Linked DNA regions of Mus musculus: all the other regions are linked to region 1. A link is a loop called in an ENCODE intact Hi-C map of the cell type or tissue named here. Cell type or tissue: left cerebral cortex. All regions are shown on one strand. Links, peaks and the distances in the headings refer to the core of each region. The heading gives the core; the rest is flanking DNA. Region 1 holds the start of Cars (cysteinyl-tRNA synthetase). Region 2 holds the start of Tnfrsf23 (tumor necrosis factor receptor superfamily, member 23). Region 3 has its middle 8.5 kb from the start of Osbpl5.

What was found. Hi-C counts contacts between places; a loop is a spot of excess contacts. Peaks named below come from ENCODE experiments on the same cell type or tissue, not always from the same donor. Only the 100,000 strongest peaks of a DNase experiment are listed, where the experiment ranks them.
Region 2: it touches region 1 in a loop (2.4-fold over the local background); 25 of 42 quality-filtered maps call a loop at or near these places.
Region 3: it touches region 1 in a loop (3-fold over the local background); 9 of 42 quality-filtered maps call a loop at or near these places.

What each region holds. Positions count from the first base shown.
Region 1 is chr7:143,599,539-143,604,910 of GRCm38, reverse strand. It overlaps Cars (cysteinyl-tRNA synthetase), which reads left to right and starts at 4,821. Exons shown (of 23, transcript NM_013742.5): 1 at 4,821-4,929. The coding sequence starts at 4,905. Gm15579 (a long non-coding RNA gene) reads right to left here and starts at 4,807. Exons shown (of 2, transcript XR_870064.3): 1 at 4,698-4,807; 2 at 4,053-4,288. In left cerebral cortex, for the core only: a CTCF peak has its summit at 3,024 (motif pointing left); a DNase peak (open chromatin) is centred at 4,793; H3K4me3 peaks cover 945 bases; H3K27ac peaks cover 291 bases.
Region 2 is chr7:143,683,621-143,688,992 of GRCm38, reverse strand. Tnfrsf23 (tumor necrosis factor receptor superfamily, member 23) reads left to right here and starts at 3,118. Exons shown (of 6, transcript NM_024290.4): 1 at 3,118-3,211. The coding sequence starts at 3,137. Osbpl5 (oxysterol binding protein-like 5) reads left to right here. Exons shown (of 22, transcript NM_001199227.1): 22 at 1-231. In left cerebral cortex, for the core only: no CTCF peak of the experiment used is centred there; a DNase peak (open chromatin) is centred at 3,102; H3K4me3 peaks cover 629 bases.
Region 3 is chr7:143,746,222-143,751,593 of GRCm38, reverse strand. It overlaps a transcript of Osbpl5 not described here. Among named protein-coding and RNA genes, the nearest start is that of Osbpl5, 8.5 kb to the right of the region's middle. In left cerebral cortex, for the core only: a CTCF peak has its summit at 3,030 (motif pointing left); DNase peaks (open chromatin) are centred at 3,004 and 3,317; H3K4me3 peaks cover 261 bases.

The DNA of each region.
Region 1 (5,372 bases), core at 113-5,112:
TTACAGGCTGTCTGTATAGCAAATCATCCTCCTGCCTCAGCCTCCAAAGTGCTGGGATCACAGGTACGTGACCATCGCCTGTAGCTCCTGCCTTACGCTTTTTATACTTATTGGTAGTGTTAGGAATGAATTCAGGGTTGAAAAGAGACCAGCACACCAATGAGAGCAAAACTTTACTTCTGACCATAGGGCACACAGGGGCAGAACAGCAAGCAAGCATACAGGGATAGAAAGTTTACTCAGTTCTTATTCTAACACAGGTGGTGATTGTGACTTTTCCCCATTGTCTGCGGTTTTTTAAGGTGCACAGGTAGGGCTATAGAGTTGACTCACGGCTTGAGAAGTTGAGAGCACTTGTTGCTCTTGCACAGGACCTGGGTTCAAGTCCCAGCACTAGGGGATCTGATGCCCTCTTCTGACCTCTGTTATACTGGGCATACTTATGATATACGTGTATACAAGCAGGCAAAACATTTGTACTGGCTAGTTTTGTGTCAGCTTGACACAAGCTGGAGTTATCACAGAGAAAGGAGCTTCAGTTGAGGAAATGCCTCCATGAGATCCAACTGGAAGGCATTTTCTCAATTAGTGATCAAGGGGGAAAGGCCCCTTGTGTGTGGGACCATCTCTGGGCTGGTAGTCTTGGTTCTATAAGCGAGCAGGCTGAGCAAGCCAGGGGAAGCAAGCCAGTAAAGAACATCCTCTGCATTAGCTCCTGCTTCCTGACCTGTTTGAGTTCCAGTCCTGACTTCCTTAGTGATAAACAGCAGTATGAAATTGTAAGCTGAATAAACCCTTTCCTCCGCAACTTGCTTCTTGGTCATAATGTCTGTGCAGGAATAGAAACCCTGACTAAGACAACATTCATACACATAAATCTTAAATGTTTTTTTTTTTTTACAGGTGCTAAGGAAATTAAGGAAATTGCTAAGGAATCAGAAACTTAATTCACTTACATCCCAAGAATGCAACTGGACCTATGTATGTGACTGTGTGGAGGGGATTAATACATTTGCATAAAGGTTCTTTTTTTACAAGATGGAGGAGATAAAAAGACTGGAACATTTTGTCCTAAACAAAAGTTTTAGGAGCTTGAGAGATGGTTTAGCAGTTAAGAGCACTGACTGCTCTTCCAGAGGTCCTGGGTTCAATTCCCAGCAACCACATGGTGGCTCACAATCATTAGTAATGGGATCTGATGCCCTCTTCTGGTGTGTCTAAAGAGAGCAATGGTGTACTTACATAAATAAAATCTTTTAAAGACCTGTTTGACAGAAAAGACTAGTATTTAATATTTCTTATAGTATTATACACATGACATTCTTCCACCCAAAATTGTATACTTTGTCAATATGTGCCTTGGTAATTTTAGTAATTTTTTCTAGACAGAGTCTTATATAATTCCTACTGGCATCAAATTCACTTATAATTGAGGATTAATTTTTAAAAAGATTTTATTTTATTTATACGAGTAACTGTAGCTGTCTTAAGACACACCAGAAGAGAACATCAGACCCCATTATGGATAGTTGTGAGCCATCATGTGGATGCTGGGAATTGAACTCAGGACCTCTGAAGGAGTAATTGGTGCTCTTAACCTCTGAGCCATCTATCCAGCCTTGGAGGATGATCTTAAATTCCTAAGCCTCCTGTCTCAATCTCTGGAGTCACAGGTATTCACCACTATTTTCCCTGGCAAAAGTTACGAGTTCTTTTTGGTGATGGTTGGTAGTTGTTTTTTGGTTTTGTTTTGTTTTTAATTTGTAAAAGAGAATCCCGCTCTTAGCTGATGCTATACTGGAACTATGTAGCCTAGGCTGCCCTCAAATTGTGGTAATTCTCCTTCCTCAGTTTCCCAAGTGCTAGGATTGCAAGCATGTGCCACCATCCCGCTCTCTGTTGTGGGATTCACCAGAGAAGACTGCAAAGACATGGATTTAAGACAACAGAGAATCTTTATTAGCTGGCCAGCCACTACACTGGGTGTTCAGAGGATCCCAATGTAGCACTGAGCCTTTCTCAGGGTAAGTTTTTAAGCACAAAAACCATGTTTTCAGTTGACATAGTTAACAAAAAGTTAGACAGAAGCAGAAATACAGAAGTTGTAAATCAAGGCTAATACATTTAGAGACTTTCCCAAACTTGTATGGACTTTGACGGATTAAGTCTTTGTTTTAGTTTTGGCCAGTGTACTGTCTACATGCTGAGTTTTACAGCCTGAATGATATTTTCATCATGGAGTCATTTGTGATAAGGTCTGAGGCCCTGTTATACTCTGGGCTTTAGTTTTTAAAGTACTGGTGTTATAGGGCTGGAGAAACAGCTTAGCAGTTGTCTTAGTCAGGGTTTCTATTCCTGGACAAACATCATGACCAAGAAGCAAGTTGGGGAGAAAAGGGTTTATTCGGCTTACACTTCCATACTGCTATTCATCACCAAGGAAGTCAGGACTGGAACTCAAGCAGGTCAGAAAGCAGGAGCTGATGCGGAAGCCATGGAGGGATGTTCCTTGCTGGCTTGCTTCCCCTGGCTTGCTCAGCCTGCTTTTTTTTTTTTTTTTTTTTTTTTTTTTTTTTTTTTTGAGATAGAGTTTCTCTGTATAGCCCTGGCTGTCCTGGAACTCACTTTGTAGACCAGGCTGGCCTCGAACTCAGAAATCCGCCTACTTCTGCCTCCTGAGTGCTGGGATTAAAGGCGTGTGCCACCACGCCCTGCTCAGCCTGCTCTCTTATAGGACCCAAGACTACCAGCCCAGAGATGGTCCCACCCACAAGGGGCCTTTCCCCCTTGATCACTAATTGAGAAAATGCCCCACAGCTGGATCTCATGGAGGCATTTCCCCAACTGAAGCTCCTTGTTCTATAATAACTCCAGCTTGTGTCAAGTTGACACAAAAGTAGCCAGTACGGCAATTAAGAACCTGGCTACTCTTCCAGTGGACCTGGTTTTGGTTCCCAGTAACCATGTGACAGCTCACAACCACTGGTGTCTCTAGTTCCAGTTGTTGGGGGTCTGTTGCCCTCTTCTGGCCTCCTCAGGCACTGAACAGATGTAAATGCCGGCAAAACATTTCTACATGTAAAATAAAAATTATCTCAAAAACTTTAAAAAGAAAGTACTGGCAGCAAAAATACAGTATTTTTGAGAAAGTTGTGAAGTTAGCAATATATGCTCTGATCACTTTAATATGTTTAATACTTTATGTATGTATATAATGGGTTTGTATATGCTTGGCCCAGGGAGTTGCACTATTAGGAGTGCCTTGTTAGAATAGGTGTGTCACCGTGGGTTTGGGCTTTAACACCCTCATTCTAGCTGCCTGGAAGCCAGTCTTCTAGCGGCCTTCAGCTGAAGAGGTCTAACTCTCACCTCCTGCCTTGATGATAATGTACTGAACCACTGAACCTGTAAACCAACCCCAATTAAATGTTGTCCTTATAAGAGTTGCCTTGGTCATGGTGTCTCTTCACAGCAGTAAGACCCTAACTAAGACCTATGTGATACATTATTTCTCTGCTGCCCATGAAATGAACCAATTCAAGCCTGATTAGAGTACATATAGGCAGGTTTATTAGGAAGCTGCTCTCAGGCGAAAGTTCACTGGCCCCAAGGACTGAGGCCAAGGAAGTCACCATGGTGGGGGAGGAGAGAGAAAGAGAAAGGGTGTGAACATAGAGAAGACAGGAGGAGCGATGAGGAAGACCAAAACATCTGGTTTATATAGGGAAGAGCCTCTGGGGGAAGGGCAGTCCAGCCCCTGGGCTGGAAAGTTCAGGGTTACAGCAAGGGTATGCCAGGTAGGGACTGAGGGATGCTGAGAGAACCTGGAGGCCAGGTTTGCTTTGAAATATAAAATTTGCACCTCAGTCCCTTGTCCCAAGGGTACATAACCAAACAATACATATTACCAAGTATCAATTATTTTTTAATTAATTATTTATTTATGTTGAGACAGAGTCTCTTATGGAGCCATGGCTGACTTGGAACTCACTGAGAACTGCCTGCTTCTCCCTCCTGAGTTTCCAGGAATTAAGACCATGGTTGCCAGAATATATATATACCAGAATATATAATTGTATTTATTTATTTCCCTGCACACACACACAACACATGTCTTTTTCACCACAGGCATGCAAAGCCCACAAGGATCAAAAGAGGGTTAGGATCCCATGGAACTGAAGTTACAACCGGTTGTGAGCAGTTGTGAGTGCTAGAAATCAAACCGGTGTCCTCCAGAAGAGCAGCCGTGCTCTTGACCACCGAACCATCTTCCAACCTCAAAACGGAGCTTTTAAAAAAAAAAAAAAATTGTGAGACAGGGTCTCGCTATATACCTGGCTATGTTTCTAAAATAATACTTTCCATTTCTTCTCATAAACCTCCCTCTGATGGTGTGTCTTGGGAGGCGACATCAGGAATTAAGGAACACACAGGAAATAAAAGGATTCAGGAGAGAGTGTAACAGGAACCACCTGTTTCCAGGCTTGTGTGGCCTTTTGGAGAGTGTCTCAGAAAAAGGCGTCTTCCTCGCCCCTCTCCTCCAGTCGCTGAGTCCCTTGCCCCACCCTTTCCCTTGCATCTCTTTAATCTCTACTCGTTTTGCCCCGCCCCTCTACCCAGCTCCTCGCCCCTCCCACTCCCCCATTTCGTCCCGCCCCTCCCAGCCCTCTTCAGCAGCCCGGGTTTGCGCTTCTCACTGTCTTAGCCCTTTGGTGTCTATTAAGTTCCGCGCCAGCGTAAACCATAGTATTCTCCCATCATGCCCCACGTCGGCGTCAGTTTGCAGTTGCCTAGCTACTGGACATGCCCGGAAGACGACTGGTGGGGCGGGACTTCCGGCGCCGCGGTTGCATCAGATTCTGGAAGGCGTCTGTGGCGGCGGCCGCGGGTCTTGATTCCCAGTGATGGCAGGTTCCTCCGCGGAGCAGGGTGAGGTTTGCGGGATGACTGTGGAGCTCTGGGTACAAGCATGGCCCGAGTAGGCAGTACCGGGCTGGGGCTGTGTGGGCAGCATGGTCCAAGGAGGCAGTGCCCAGGCCAGTGCTGTGGCGACAGCGGTGGAACGAGTGGGTAATGCCAAGCGAGCCAGGGGTTGGGGGCAGCAAGACCCAGGGACTCAGTGCTCAGGTCGGGTCTGTGGGGACAACCATGGACTAAGTGGGCAGTGCCCAGACCAGTGATCCGAAGATAGTAAAGGCTTAAATGGGCAGTGGCAGGCAAAGGCTGTTCGGCAGAGGATCCCTGGGCGGGAAGTGACCAGCCAGGGCTCTAGAGTGGAGGCTATTGGGTTGGGCAGTGGCTAGGTCAGGGCTCTAGGAACAGTGCATGCCCAGGTGGGCAGTGACAAGCTAGAGATCTGGATTAGGCAGTGA
Region 2 (5,372 bases), core at 103-5,102, 84 kb before region 1:
GCCCCTGATCCTATGTGGATGACGCTCTTCGTGTGCGTGTGTGTGTGTGTGCGTGTGTATGTATGTGAGCACCTATGCGTACTCACATTTGGAGCCTTAATACTTAGTTGGTGCCATCTCCATTGTATCTGATCCTTTCATTTTCCAAGTTTTGTATCCATTTGTCTCTGTCCTTCCCCAATCCTGGGGGTATGTCTGCTCCATGCCTTGAAATAAATGGAAATACATGTATTTCTCTTTTGGGGGAATCCTTGGGAACAAGAGGAACTTCTGGGGAGATGGAAACGCGGTGTAATATGGCTGTCTTAAGCTGGAGGTGCCAAGTGAGGGGTTCAGAAGGTGGGTGCAGGTTCACAGTGTTGAGTGAGAAGATAACCCACCTGGAGCCATTGGGAACTGGAGTCCCATCAGTCAGCCAGTGAGCAACTGTGGCATGGGAGGGATGTGGCCTGCCAGGGCATTCCAGGCAGCTTGCTTACTTGTCAGCCTCCTATAGCCAACACAGCCTTGCTGAAATGCTTAATGCTCTGTATTCTGACATAGCTCTGAGGCATCCAGAATATCCCTTGGCATCTGACAACACACCCCACACCACCTCAAAGGGAAGCTGTAGCGCCCCTCCCCAACAACCCATAGAAGATAACAGAGACCAGAGGGAATGAAGGTGGCCAAACAACACCCATGAGAGGGGACCCCAAGAATGCCTCCCTACCTCAGATGCCAGGAGAGGGTGAAGTAAAGAAGAGCCAAGTGGCTGTGCATCTACCTACCCCAGGAGTTCTCTGGAGGACCCTGCTCCTGGAGCCTCCATGAAGCAGCCAGTCACCCTGGAGCATGGATGTCTGCAAGTAGCCATTTTCTACCTCAGACATCTCTGTTTCCAGTATAGACAGGAAGCTCTGAACTCCTCACCTTCTCTCCTGCACCCTGGCCCCCATGCAGAACTAGGTCCTGTCCCTCACAACACCATCATACATCTGGACATTTGGAATGTCCTCATGAATTCTCTTTTTAACAGTTCCAAGGTCCTTTGCAGACCTCTGTTACTTTCTTGCACACTAACCTAAAGGACGTGGCTATATCTCTCCTTTTTCATTGCACTGCAGAAAGAGCAGAGAGGGAAAAAACCCCAGAATCCTCACATATTCCCAAGCAGCAAGCTACCCAGAAGCAACCTGAAAGTATCCCAAGAAAGGGTATGATATATACATATTACAATAGATAATACATCTATTCTAGGGGTGAGAAGATTCTCCTGGTATTGAATGAGTCCAACTCTTCCATTGTGGGCACCCTTCATCTCTGCAGGAAGACCATCAAGGGTCACTGGGCTCATGAGAATGTCACCCAACTGCTTTGAACCATTAGGGGCTTCCTGGAACAGTATGACATCCCACTATCCCACCTTAAAGAGCAAGGGTAGAGATGGCTGGAGAGATGACACAGCCAATAAGAGGATATGCTGTTCTTGCAGAGAACACCAGTTTGATCTCCAGACTCATATCAGGCAGATTACAGCCATGTGTATCTCCAGCTATTGGAGATATGTCACCTCGAGCCTCTGGAGGCACCTGTGCGCATGGACACGCACGCGCGCGCACACACACACACACACACACACACACACATGCACACACACACATTTTAAAATAAATGTTTTAAAGGAGCAAAGGGCAGAGGGCAGAGAAGGACCTGGAGCACAAATATCTAGCCCAGGGTAGACAGGCCTCTTCCTTTCACCTCCCCTCCACCTACAGTGTGGGACAAGGCAGATCTGTAAACTGTATGCAGAAAAGGAAAGCCACTAGCCTCCCCCTGCTCCCGAGCTACTCAGAGACTGGTGGGACAACAGCATCCACAAGTGCACAGTCCTCTCCTCTTCCCTTCCTCTACTTTCCCTCTGCTTCCCAAGGGTGAGGGACAGTTCAGCGTGTTGAACTAACCAAACTTTCTAAACACTTGTTTGTGTTTTGATTTGGTTTACTCCTGAGCAGACACCAGCCTGAGGGAAGACAAGAAATAGAAGAGCATCAGGCTGGCCAAGGAATTGGCCCCTCCCACTCCCCAGCCTAGGTGAGGGCAGATGGGCACAGGCTCCACTCCCTGGCCCTAGGGAGAGAGGCAAGAGATGAATTAAAGAGTACCAGGTGCCTGGAGCCAGGCTCCTCTTCTTTGGGGCAGCCATTGAAATCCAGGTCTCTGAGTCCTCCCTCATTTTAAAGAGGAAGTGGCATTTGGAAGGGAGATGGATGGGGCTGGTAGTGGGCCACTTTTTCGAATACCTGGAGGGGGCGGGTGGAACAGATGAACCAACCCAAGTTCCCTAGAGAAATAAGCATTCTACTTCCTGTGTTAGACTAGTAGACTTGGCTTAAATGTCCTGTGTCCCATGAGCTTGGATTGGCACACACAGTGGAGCTAAACACAGTGAAAGGAAGAAGAGGTGAGGGACTCACAGTCCAGGGATGTTCATACAGCCCTCCTCCCCCGACACACCCCCCCCAACCCCAGCACTGGAAGAGTGCCTACGAGTCCTGGATATTTTGAGGTCCTCAGAGTCAGCGAGTCCCACACAGCCCCTCAGACTCTGACAGTGAAGCCTTCAGCTGCTGCTCCAGACCATTGACCAGTGAACACTCACAGGAAAGCTACAGGGATAGAGTTACTTCAAACTTCCCCATGTTGAGCTAAGACAGTGTGTGTTGTAGCTTATCTTCCTCTTTTTGTTTGTTGCTTTTGAGAAGGTTTACAGTCTGCTGCAGTCTGACTTTTATAACGATTCCAGCTCTAGTTCATGCCTCTCCCTCCACTCAGGTCCAGGAAAATTTTTAATTAACTTATAATAAAGAGCAGTATACTGTAATGGAAAACAAACGAAGGCAGAGAATTCGACTTTAGCTTGCTGCTTATAACAAATATGATTCTGTTAATAACGTCACAGGCATTTAAAATTACTGTATTTATAGAAAACTAGATATTACTGAGCACTGATGGTGGTGGGAAGGCAAGAGTGGTGGCGCTGGACCCGCCCACGAGATTAGGCAACCATACAGAAACCAATCCGCTGACAAGAGGCGTGGCCACCAGCTTGAAATAGAGCTCCTCCAGCTGAGTGACACCATGCTAGCTCACAGCCATGGTTACCTTCAGCCACGTCTCCAGTCTGAGTCACTGGTTCCTCTTGCTGCTGCTGCTGAATCTGTTCTTGCCGGTGAGTAGATATGGCCCTGCGGAGCTGAGATTCGCGCTGGGCACCGGATCCCCGGGCTGCAGAGGAAAGCTACTGCGGGCGGTGAATTGGCTCTTCCGCCAGGGTCAGCCTTGGCACCGCCAACCAACTCCTCAGAACTTCGTCCAGAGTTAAGTGGTCCAGAGTTGGGGAATTGTGGAGGTGAAGCAGAGGCAGGGGAATGGCCAAGCGGGTAGCCAGAGAAAGTGTGTCCGGTTGGTCCCTGAGCTCCCGGACAAGACGGACACGCCTCTCCTCGCTTTCTCATCTGAAAGCGGTCCTTCCGAAGGTGACTCGGGAAAGTGCCATTGCGGACTGCAGTGGCCCGCGCGACTGTGCGCCTTGGGTGGGTCCGGCCCGGCTCGTCTTGGGGTGTAGTACTAACTACTACAAAAGGATCTGTGTGGAAGGCCTGGCTATGCCTTTCCTGGGCCTTTCGGGTCTCTGCTAAGTTCGTCCCGAGATCGCTTCTTGTCTCTTTAATCTTAAACTGCAGTTAAACCTAAGTTAGTGGGCAGCCTGATCTACATAAGGAGTCTCAGAACAGCCAGAACTACACACAGAAAGGCTGAAAACCAAAACAAACTAACGGAAAAAAAAAACCCAAAAAAACCAAACAAATAAAAAAAAAAACCAAAACCAACCAAACAACCAAACAAAAAACCTAGACAATCCTGTAAATGACATTTTAGTTACAGCCAACTTAATTTTATGTCAATTTTCTCTCATAAGAGTCTTCAAACCCAAAAATAGGCAGAAAAAGGTTTATGTTTTATAACCTGTAAGGATATCCATTTTCTAACACATTCAGATCTTTAGTTATAACAACAACAACAACAACAAAATAACCCTTAGATTGTTCTAAGATAGTATCTGAGCAGTCAGAGACCACTTACATGTAATCAGCATTTCTTTAAACCATCTAGGAGCTGGTTAATAGTAATTCTTTGCTAGCTGCTGGTGAGCAGCTTTCACAGAAATGGACCTAGAGGGCATCCAGCTTCCCTGGGAATCTCCTGGGCAAGGGGCCAGAGGATATGCAACTCAGAGGTGACTTCAAAGTTCCCAGCACTTTGAGGGACTTCGAACATATTTCACAGGCAGGTTTCACATGGGATGGCCCTTGACCCTGAAATCTCTTCCCATCCCTATTAGGGCTCTGGGGCTCCATGCCTGCCCAGGCACCGCCTGAAAAGTGGTGCATTTTGTCGTCCAGAAATCCCCAGAAACAATCTAGACAATATTAGGCTGTTTTTGTTTTTGTTGTTGTTTTAAGGTTGTTGTAAAGAAAAAATGGTGATCGTCTCAAATAATGCCACAAAAAGAAGGTACTCCAAAGAAAGACTGAGGGTGAGCTGGGCGGGGTAGTGCACGCCCTTAATTCTAGCAATTGAGAGACGAGGTAGACATGTTTGTGAATTTGGGTTTAGTCTGATCTTTATAGTGAGTTCTAGAACAGCCAGACTGTGTATGAGACACTGTCCTGTAAAAGTCAAAAATAAAAATAAAAGACTGAAGATAACATCTCTTTCAAGAATATTTTTTAAAAAGACTATCCTCAAAGAATATTGAAATTTTAAAAAATAGGGTATGTGTGTAGATTTTTGGTCTTTTGAGACAGGATTTCTCTGTGTAGCTCTGACTGTCCTGGAATTTGCTCTGTAGACCAGGCTGGCCTTGAACTCAGAGGTCTGCCTGCTGGAATTAAAGACATGGGCTGTGAAGATATCCTACTAAATCCACTGTCTAACCTGTGGTCATGTCCTTCCTAAGTGTAAGTACAGGTGAAGCAGGCCATCTCCAAGGGGTAAAATAGTATTGCCTTCAGGGCAGTGATGAAGTGTCAGCTTCAACATATAATAATGGTGACGATGAATCAAGATGAAGGTATTGAACCTAGGAACCCTAAAAAGAAGACTCCTGCCTGGCGAGTTAAGGGCAGAATTCCTGACAAAATAAATGGGCAGAGAATACCAGAAAGATAGAGATAGATAGATAGATAGATAGATAGATAGATAGATACATAGATACATAGATATATAGATACATAGATACGTAGATACATAGATACATAGATATAGATAGATAGACAGACACAGACAGACAGACGGACAGAAGACAGATACATACATACATACACACA
Region 3 (5,372 bases), core at 265-5,264, 150 kb before region 1:
CAGCAGATTCTACCTGCATGTTAGGGTTGCTTTTTCTAGTTCTGGGAAAATTCATGCATCTCTACAGGGAATATGTCAAATTTGCACGTACCTTTGGGTAATCAGACATCTTTAGTAGCAACTCTGGATCACTGCCACCTGCAAACTGGTGCCCCAACTGAGCCCAAGGTCCCAGTCACAAAGCAAAGTGTGCCTTGGCAACCACAGTCCACCTGAGGCTGTTCAAACTGACATTTAAATGTGCTAAAGTGGACTGGAGAGATGGCTCAGCGGCTAAGAGCACTGACTGCTCTTCCAAAGGTCCTGAGCTCAAATCCCAGCAACCACATGATAGCTTACAACCATCTGTAATAAGATCTGATGCCCTCTTCTAGGGTGTCCTAAGACAGCTACAGTGTACTTACATATAATAAATAAAGAAATCTTTAACAATAAATAAATATGCTAAAGTGAGTTCCTGGATTATCCACTACACCTTCAGCCTGCATTGGTGTGTGGCTGATGGCAGCCACCCCAGGCCACTTTGCTTATAGCCTGTTTCCATCACTCCAGATGACTCTGTTATCCCTTTGGCTGTAGGAGGTGGAAGGTGTAAGAATCCCAAGTTCTGGGTTGGGGAGGGAATTTGCAAAGTCCTCACTGTGAAAGGATGTCCTCACAGAACCCAACTTTAAGCTGCTCATAGTGGCACACACTTGTAACCTCCGAGTTGGAGAGGCAGAGACAAGAGGATCCTTAGGACTTAGTGGTGAGCCAGCCTAACTAAGTCTAAACTTGAAAGTTCTAGGCCAGTAAGAGGCTTGAAAATAGCAAGAAACCAAAAGCAAGGTGGACAGTGCCCGAGGAACGCCACTTGAGGCTGATCTGGCGTGTGTGCGTGCACACACACACACACACACACACACACACACACACACACACTGCAGGAGGGTAAAGAGAGAGCAAGAACATCCTGCAGGACGCACATGGAGGTTGGGTTTCCCATCGCATACCTGCATACAGCCAGGAGTGACATACCCCATCTCTTCTCTGTCCTCTGCCTCATAAGTGTTCTTCTCACATGTCCCCTCTACCTCAGGAATGAAGTGGACCCTCTCTCCTGAGGTCAGAGTCGTGGGCTCACAAAGGCTCAGGAAGGGCCTCTGTCACTCCCCATCCTGCTTCTGAGCCTTATAGTTCCACCCACATCACTCCAGGCCACCCTATGTTTCTTCCTCTCTGGCTAGCAGGATAAGACATGAGGGGCTTAGACTACCAGCCTGTCTTGGAGTTTACATGGCCTCCAATATGACAGGATACCACCCATCCCCTTATGTATACCTGGAGAGTCAAGGCCCAGAGCCAAGAGTTGCTCCGCCCAGGAGAGAGCACCCCTTACGCCTACTATCCAGCTACCTCTATGCTGACAGGTCCTTCACTCATGGTCCTGCTGGATTCTTGCTTGAGGCCTCAGTGTCAGAGACTGAAAATGCCAAGGAGCCACATCTATTCTCAGGAGAATAGATCCCCTGTTCCATGAGACCCTAAGACAGCCACCACAGACCACTGACTGCTGGTGTCCCGATGTCTGTGGTCCCTTCCCACATCCAGAGAGCCAGGCTCTGATCTACCAGGATGGAATTTGCTCTGGACAGGGACAGCCCTGACCTGGGGCAGAATGGCCTCCGGGGCTTTTCCACTGCCAACTGTTTAGCTTGTATCCATTCAGGGGGCCCCTCTGCATGTGTGTACACGTCCCACAGCCCCCGTGCATGTACGTGCCTTTGGAAGACAACTCCCTATCGGTGACATTTCGTTCCATCATTTCCTCAGTGTGGCATTCTGGGCTGTTCAAGTTTCATTTCTGTTGTGGTGATAACAATTTAGAAGCAATTCAAAGGAGAGAGGTTTAGTTCAGCTTACAATTCCAGTTTATACTCCATGATACCAGGGAGGTCAAAGCAGCAACTGAACAGCCGGTCACAGCAGTCACAGCCGAAGTCAAGAGCACAGGAAAATGAATGCAGGCATGCTCACTCTCTTGTACTCAGTGCCACTTCTCCAGTCTTACATAGTCCAGGAGCTCCTGATTAGGGAATGGTGCCACCTAAGGTGTGGCATTGATTGGCTTAATTAAGACAATCCCCACAGAAATGCCCACAGCACACACCCCCACCCTCACCCCAAAGCTGTCATGCAGATGATCTGTTATTGAGATTCTCTTCCCAGGTGATTCTAGGTTGTGATAAGTTAACACTTAAAGCTAACTGCCACATGAGGGTATGGTAGTAGTTCACGCATGTCATTTTGACAGTGTGTGGCTGTGTGTCCACAGTGGTGTCGCTGCCACTGCAGTTCAACTGCAGAATAATCTGGACACTCTAAGACCAGCCCTGGGGTCTCGAGGGGTCCACCTTGTCCCTTGCCTTTCACCCCTGATCTCCCTCCCCCTCCCTCTCTCCCTCCCCCTCCTTCTTCCTCTTCCTCTCCCCCCTCCCCCTCCCTCCCTCTCTCCCCTCCCTATCTCCCTCTCCTCACCTTCTGTCTCCCCCTCTCCCCCTCCCCTCCCTCTCCCCCTCCCTCTTCCCCTTCCTCCCTCTCCCTCTTCCTCTCCCCCTCTCTCTCCCTCTCTCCCCCTCTCCCCTCCCTATCTCCCTCTCCTCACCTTTAGTCTCCCCCTCCCCCTCCCTCTCTCTCTCCCTACACTTCTGCCTTTTCCAGAAACTTCTGTGCTTCTTCTGAGCTGCAGAGAGCTTATGAGATTCCTGCATGCTGCTGAGTGGAGGAAAGCATTTGGGGGAGGGGCGGATGTTTGCTCTGCCAATGCCCTGGTACTCTTCTGTCGCACTGAAACATTGCCAGCTTGCTTCTGCCTCAGGCGTCTGTGAACAAAGCCATAGAAAACACACACGTTTCTGTGCAGATGTCAATTTGCCTGGGTGGGTGCAGTGCTACGAAGCAGCTGAGTCTCCTAGAGGCGTGAATGTAAAACTGCCAATCTGCTTTCCAAAGGCCAAAGCCTCTTGGCGTACTTGGGGTTCCTTTCAGCGACATGTGGGGGCGCTGTTGCTCCACCATCTGGCCATACTGTTGTGATCCAATTTGCCAGGAGCTAATGGACTGCAGGTCCCAAGAGCCCCTTCAAGGGCTCGTCCTAGCCCCACCTCCTAGCGGGGGGCGGGGGGGGGGCGGGGGGGTGGTCTCACCACCTCCCAGTGGCGCCACAGGTTGGACACAAATTCTCCTTACATGGTTCTGGCCGACACTTTTCTAAACGAAGGCAGAATGGATCCAGGTTGTCTGTCTGCAGAGAAAAGGCCAGTTGTCACAGCACCTTTTGTTTGGCAGCCTGCCTTTTCTCCACTGAAATGCCTTTTCTGTCTTTGTGTCTGTGGCCAAAACCAATGTCCCATGGACTCCTGGCCTCAGCTCCATTTTGTTAATCTGCATTGTTTCTTTTGCCAACACTAATACTGCACAGAATTGATTCTTGGATGTTTTCACTTAAGTCAAGTGGCAAGAGCCCTTCCACTACTTTCTTTCAAAACTGTATTAGCAATTCTTTTTAAAAAATATTTACTTTTAGTTTTAATTATGATTACAAGTGTGTGTGTGTGTGTGTGTGTGTGTGTGTGTGTGTGTGTAGGTTTGTGCACTTGAACGCAGGTGCCTGTAGAGGCCAGAGGCATTGAATGCCCTGGAAGTACAGTTACAAGCTGTTATGAGCCCCAGTGACAGTGCCAGGGACCAAGTTCAGATCCTCTTCAAAGCGGTGCTTTGTCTTAACCACCAAGTCATCTCTCTGGGTCTAGCTACCTCAAAAAAATTGTTTTAATTGTCGGGCTGTTGAAGTAGCCTAACAGGTAAATTTGTTTGTCCCTCTCTCCTGCAACCCTGAGAGCCTGAGTTCTATCCATGGAATTCACATAAACATGGAAGAAATTATCTTCTGACCTACACACACACACACACACACACACACACACACACACACACGCTACCACACAGTGCCCCCTCTGCACAGCATACACACACAACAACACTAATTATAATAAAAGTTCAAAAAATCATTAATATACATTACTTGCACAAAACAATGGGTTTCTTTGGGGGTTGGTTTGGTTGCCTAGGTCTTAAAAATGTTTTTTGTTAATAATGTGTGTATCTATGATGTTAATATGTGTATATGTATGATAATAATATTGTGTGTAATGTATGATATTATGTGTATGTATGATGTTAATATGTGTGTATATTAATATTGTGTGTATGTATGTTATTAATATTGTGTGTAATGTATGATGTTAATAAAGTGTGTATTATGATTAATATTGTGTGTATTGCATGTTATTGATATTGTATGTATGATGTTAATGTTGTGTGTATATATGATCTTAATATGTGTGTATGACATATATTTTGTATGATATTAATATTGTATGTATGTATGATATTGTGTGTATTATGAGACTAATATTGCATGTATGATGTTAATATTATGTATGTATGATGTTAATATTGTATGTATGATATGTGTTTGTATGATATTAATGTATGCATGTATGATATTGTGTGTTTGTATATTAATATTGTATGTATGTTTGCTATTAATATTGTGTGTATGTATGAGATTAATATTGTGTGTATGTATGAGATTAATATGTGTATATTATATGTGCTTGTATGATATTAATATTGTATGATATTGTGTATATGTATGAGATTAATATTGCATGTATGTTTTATATCAATATTGTATGTATGTATGATATTATGTATTTGTATGATGTTAATATTGTGCACATATGTTAATATGCATATATGTGTGATATGTGTGTATGACATTGTGTATGTTTGTATGATATTGTGTTGCATTGTGTTTGTATGATATTGATATTGTGTGTATGTATGAGATTCCCCTTCACTTCCCACACCTACTTCTGCACCCTTCTACTTCCATGTCTTTTTGTAAAGATTTTTAAAGTGGTTACAAATAAATGTTTTCGTTCATAGTGGATATAACAGAACTCGATACATTTTAGTAATAAACAAACCCATATGTCCGTAATCTGGGCCAAGCATATATTTCGTGCAGACAGAGGCAACGTCATTTCTCCATTCCCAGTGTGCCTAGCTGCCCCTCATACCCCTTTCTCCTCCCCCTCTTCCTCTTCTTTCTCCTCCTTCTCATCTCCTCCTCTTTCTCATTTTCTGTGCTGGGATGGAGGCCAGATGTGCTGGTTAGGGTTTTTGTCAAACTGACCCAAGATGGTGTCACTTGGGAAAAGAGAATCTCAGTTGAGGAATTTTCTCCATCATATTGGCTGCGGGCAAGTCTGAGGGATCATTATTCTGACTAATGATTGATTGGGGAGGGTCCAGACCACTGTGTG